Regions from separate parts of the Homo sapiens genome. Here region 1 is linked to region 2. Evidence: chromatin loops called from intact Hi-C (ENCODE). Cell type or tissue: B cell. All regions are shown on one strand. Links, peaks and the distances in the headings refer to the core of each region. The heading gives the core; the rest is flanking DNA.

Region 1 (2,929 bases), core at 138-2,637, 52 kb after region 2:
ATTTATGAATGTAAATGTATAGTACTATAGATGCCCAAGAACTATTAATAGTAAAAATGATTAATTTCCTAGGTTTCTATGATACAAGTATTTGTAAATAGTTTTTCAATACTAAATTATATTTTATTAAATAGTTTTTCAATATGAATTATACTTCCAGAAATTTTTGTTTTCCTAGGTGACCAGATCTGATTAAAACCCATGCTGAGAATGATCTCTAAGGCAGTTAGAATGCAGAAGTTGATTAGTAACAATAGACTGTGTAGTCTAACTTATGAAAAAAAAAATCTATTAGCTAGGATCCTTAAAGCAACATTAGCCACTTGATGTGATTAAAATGAAGTCTCTGTAATAAAATATTGTCAGTGGATTGAAGATTCTTGTTTGGAAAATGTCCCCTTTGCCATTACATTTATATCCCTTAAATGTTTTGCTACTTCTGTAGCACAGTTTTATGAATTCGTATTTTCCTCCTGGATAGCCTCTAACTTTATGCACAAAGCATTACTGGAGCATAATTATTCAGAGTGTATTTGAGATTTCACTCACAGGATTATTTCAGATAAATCCCCTATATTGAATCTTATGTGCCTGCTGTGTTGATCGTTTCACCAGCATTTAATAGTGTATTTTCTTTTTCAGGTATTATTCCCCTGGATATTCAGATACACTTCTGCAGAGGGTGGACAGCTATCAACCACTTAATAACTGAGCAAAGTTATATTGTGATACTCAAATTCACAGCAGAGTAGTTTTGAGTAACAGTAATTAAATCCTTCTAAATATTTGAACTAAGTATATTCTAGATTTATTTAATGGGAAATACCTTTAGATAATATTTTCTAAATTTATGTAATACTTTAAACATTCGTAGCTTGAATATGTGAGGAACTATTCATGGTCATTCGCATGCATAGGATTTGTTCTACAGGTAGATTTTAAAAACACGTTAAAGGGCCTTAAGGCATTTTGTTATTCTGTTAAAAACCACACACACTCGTACATGCAGACACCTCCAATGAGATATAGTTAAGAGATGGCATTCAAAAACCCTAAATTATTCTAGCCAATTTGTCATAGGCATAGGCAAGGAAAGCTGGCCTTGCTAACTATATAGTAGTATACACAAGAGAAATCTTTGAAGGAGGAAACTGATGACAGATATACAGGGCACTTGAAGGAGACTCTGATGCTAGTTATATAAGTGCATTAACTTAAGACACGGACTCTGTGGGTAACCTGTTAGGTTTTACTAAGAATTTAGGAAAAATTTACTCCTCTTTATCACAAGTTTTCCAAACCTCCTTCCCCACCCTATCTAAAGTGTTCCTTACCTTTCATGGGCCCAGCGAGGGTAGAATTCAGAATAGAGAGTTATACTCCTGCATACATGCTCTCCCTCTCATTGAAAGGTTTCTTAGTCTAGCTCTGCTCATGAATGAACAAAGAAGCAGGCATGTAAAATGGATCCTTGTCCTAACGTCACTTTCCCAAGTTTCAAAAGTCACATTTTCAGGTATTTAAGGAATAGTTTGAAGCTAATACCATCAGGCTCAGAGTTTACATGCATTTTTACTTAGGAAGTGGTAAACGGGTGAAAGAGGGTTTCAATAAAATTTTAAATAAAAACAGCATTAGAATTGTCCTTTTCATTTTTCCTATCCAGTGTGTTGCTGACCTTGGGGAATATGTGATTGGATTTATGGGTCTTGGTTAGTTGCTGTGTATGTGTCTTTTGCTTTAAAGGGATGTTACTTCTGCTGCTCTCTCCTGGAGGAGGTGAATGATAACCCACACAGCCCCTAGGCCACAGTGTTTCCAGTCTGACTCTGTTTTCAGGTTTCCTTCTTTGACTCTCTCTCTCTTTTTTTATTTTTTTCATGCAAAAGGAGCTACCCGTTTGTTTTTTGTATTTTCTGGATTCATCTCTGTCATCATTATTTCCTAACAGTGCATAACTTTGTTGTGTCTTTTAAAACTTCATAATACCCGAGATTACCTCATTTTGTTTTGCCTTATATCCGGCTAAGATTGTTGGTTATTTCATTTTTTTTTAATACTTCCTTGGGCCTGTTTTGTTTCCTTGCAGCAATTTCTTTGACCTGTTGAATAGGAAAATGTAATTTGTATTCCCAGTTTTGTAGCTTTCCTTTCTTTCTTTCATGCCTACACAGCTTGTCTTATGAATCTTTTAATTGGAGAAAATAAAAGTAGTTTTTATCTTTCTTCATTAGGGCTGTTTTTCTTAGATGTGTTGGTAATGACAGAAATTAGTTTATCTGGGTTAAAACCACCTCAGATATTGTTGGAATGTCAAATTTCCTAGTTGAAAATTTTCACTTCATAGATAATTTCATACTTATCAAACAGCACTAAACAAAGTAATAAAATACTTAATAGTGTTCAGATGGGTGTTATAATTTGATCATATGCATTGTGGAAAATTTATGCTATGAAATGTTTCTTGACATAAAACTCTTTAAACAAAATGAAGCTTTACTTTTTGAAAAGTATGTTGTGAGATTTAAAAAATATATATAAAAACAAAATCTTTTTCATTTGTCATAGGGCAAAAATAATGTCTGTTATTAATGATAATTCACTGATATTTTTCACCCCTCATTTGAATTTTGTCAATTCTAATTCCCTGTGCAAACCCCTGTCCCACTGCTCCCTACCCACCCCCAGCCCCAGGAGTTTATTTAAAATTCCCCTGTTCTTAGGAATTCTCAACTTACATGAACAACTATTTTTAGGACTTCAGTTCAGGAATAGAATTACTTGGACCTTATTATTATAGATTCAGTCCTTTCACCTGTTGTGGAAATAGGTGAAATCAGTGGTACCTGAAAAGAGATGTTGGAAACATAGGTTCTAGTCTCTCTCTGTTAAGTATTATAGTAAGGGTGATAATAGTTGCTCAGCTTAC
Region 2 (2,929 bases), core at 234-2,733:
CAATGAAAAATGTATAAATTATAACCTTACTTTACCATTCATTAGTTGTGTGACAATTAACCTTTCTCAGCCTCAATTTTCTCATCTGTAAAATAGACATAATAGTAGGGCCTGCTTCATAGTTTTGTTATAAAAGTTAAATGAGTTTTTATGGAAAAAAGTCCTTAGAACAGTGCTTGCATATAATAAGTCCTTGATAAATATGAGCTACTTTTACTATTGTTGCTGTTGTGGTGATGATGATGATATACCTACTATGCATTCAACCCTTGGATGAATATGATGAGCACTAGTAGTACACTTCCTCATCTCCAAGACATTTATTTGGAGATAATACGCAGGTGAGGCCTTGAAGCGAGCCTTGAAATATAAGATTTGCAAAGTCTGGGGGGAAGCCCTATCTTTTTTGTGTTAGGCATCATAGCATACTCTACAACCTTTCTCTGCATGCCTCATAATTAACCCTATCAGGTAATATAGACAGGACTTGCTGAATCAGGGATTCTTACCTAAATCCAAAGCCTTTCTTATTTCCATGCTCTACTGCATGTTTAACAATGATCGCTTGTATTATTCTGTGTCTTGGCCAGTTAGGTACTTCTAAATTTCCATTAGTTTATGGTGAATAGTTTTATTTTTACTGATTTTTTCCCTTTAATTTTACTGTCTGCATATATACTGAATTGTATTTTTGCTTTTTAATTTAAATTTTCCTGATTTCTGTTCTTTCATAATTTAACTCAGGTGTAATGTCTTTGCTGAGAACTCTTCTTCTGGACGTGGTCCCAACAATTCAACAGACTGCTGCTTTGGCTCTTGGGAGACTGGCCAATTATAATGATGACCTAGCAGAAGCTGTTGTGAAGTGCGACATTCTTCCACAGCTTGTTTATTCATTGGCAGAACAGAATGTAAGAATTAAAAAAAACTAGTTATATGTTTTTTTGTTTTAGATTTTTAAAAATGTGACAGTTTGGATACAGTTGCAAGCCTGTAGGCATAAAATTATTAGGGGGTTAACACAATCTTCAATTATCTGAGCTGCATGTAATCATATTTTCAGGGTATTTTGCTTTGGTGCTGATAACCACCATTTATCTATTATTGATAATATAAGGAGAAAATAGATTTTTTTAGGCAGAATTATACATAAAGCAGTATTTCTATATATGAGAGTTTTAAACAAAGCTATCGGATCTGTCTTAGGGAAGTATGTAGACCCTAGGCAAATAGTTGATCTCAGCAGTCCTTATATGCTGGTGAAACCAAGTTAAGGGAAATAGTGAGAGACAGCCTTGAGGCAAGGGGTAGAGAAGCAACCAAAAAGAGGAAGAGAATAAGTATGTGTAATGGAAGGTTTGATAAATCTTTTTTTACCAAGTTATAGGCATGCCAACTCTGTTAAGCACTATCTGAAATTGCCCTGTTTTTTTCCCCCTCCTATCTGGTACCACTTTCTTTTTCTATACAATGCCAGCTATTTGGTTTTCACAGTAGTTAAGGACCACTTGTAGGTAGGTTTTGGACTGTTCATTCTATTCTGTTAGTTTATCATAACCTAGGGATAGAGCTTTCTTGACATATCTTTGGGATTAAATTCCTATTTGTGTAACAAAAAGACAAGCCAATTGAAAAATCGACAAAGGAATTAAATAGACATTTCTCCAAAGAATATATAAAAATGGCCAAGAAGCATGTGAAAAGATGCTCCACAGCATTAGTCATTAAGAAATGCAAATCAAAACCACAATGAGGTATCACTTCATACCTTTTAGGGTGGCCATAATAAAAAATAAAAAGAAAATAACAAGTGTTGGTGAGGGCATGGAGAAATTGGAACTTTCATACATTGCTGGTAGGAATGTAAAATGGGGGAAACCACTGTGAGAACACTTTGGCAGGTCCGCAGTCAGTGAAACATTTGTTACCACGTGACTCAGCAATTCTATTCCTAGCTATATATCCAAAAGAATTGAAAACAGATGCTCCAGCAAAGCCTGCACAGAAATATTCATAGCAGCAGCATCCACAATAGCCAAAAGGTGAAAGCAACCTAATCCAATCAACAGATGAACGGGTAAACAAAATGTTGTGTATCCATACAATGGATTATTAGTCATAAAAGGAATAAAGTACTGATAAATGCTACACCATGGATGACCCATAAAAACATATGCTAAGTGCAAGAAGCCAGACACAAAAGGCCACAGATTGTATGGTTCCATTTATATGAACTATCCAGAATATGTAAATCCATAGAGACAGAAGCAGATTAGTGGTTGCCAGGGGCTGGAAGGAGAAGGGAATGGGAATTGACTGCTTTATTTGTAAGAAGTTTCTTGTTGGGTTGATGATAATAGTCTAGAACTATATAGTGGTGATGGTTGTGCAACATTGTGAATGCACTAAATGCCACTAAATTGTATACTTTAAAATGGTTAAAATGGTAAATTTCATGTTATGTGTATTTTGCCAGAATAAAAATAAATCCTAATGGTGCAGAAATTTTCCTTATATTTATAGATGAGAGAGTCACTTACTAATGCTTGTTATAGCTCTACAAGGAGTCACAGAAATTTTATTTTTCTTGTGGATATTCCTTCTATCATCAAATACTGTTGGGCTTTCTTCCTCTTGGACTCTTAGCTCTTTCTTTTGAGAGCAGAGTCTGTATTCTGGTATCCCACGTAGAAGATTTTCAGTAGAAGTTTTCTAAGTTGAATAAATGTTAATTAGTTGTAGAGAGACAAAAAAGCACTACAGCAGAAAAGTGAGGAGGCAGTGAAAACACGAAGCCTTTGCACAAGCTTCTGTCTCCCTCACCTCCCAGCCTTTAAGTCATTTCTCACAGGAGATTTAATCTCCTCTTTATGAGGTACAAAGTCCTGTGGTTTTGCTGGGTTTTTTTTTTTTGGCATTTCTTTTAATG

Evidence for each region. A loop is a pair of places that touch in the nucleus more often than their neighbours do. Peaks named below come from ENCODE experiments on the same cell type or tissue, not always from the same donor. Only the 100,000 strongest peaks of a DNase experiment are listed, where the experiment ranks them.
Region 1: it touches region 2 in a loop (2.1-fold over the local background); 2 of 110 quality-filtered maps call a loop at or near these places.

What each region holds. Positions count from the first base shown.
Region 1 is chr10:22,415,977-22,418,905 of GRCh38, forward strand. It overlaps SPAG6 (sperm associated antigen 6), which reads left to right. Exons shown (of 11, transcript NM_012443.4): 11 at 643-1,634. The coding sequence ends at 712. Among named protein-coding and RNA genes, the nearest start is that of LINC03027, 20 kb to the right of the region's middle. In B cell, for the core only: no CTCF peak of the experiment used is centred there; no DNase peak of the experiment used is centred there.
Region 2 is chr10:22,364,109-22,367,037 of GRCh38, forward strand. SPAG6 (sperm associated antigen 6) reads left to right here. Exons shown (of 11, transcript NM_012443.4): 3 at 745-911. Among named protein-coding and RNA genes, the nearest start is that of SPAG6, 20 kb to the left of the region's middle. In B cell, for the core only: no CTCF peak of the experiment used is centred there; a DNase peak (open chromatin) is centred at 1,303.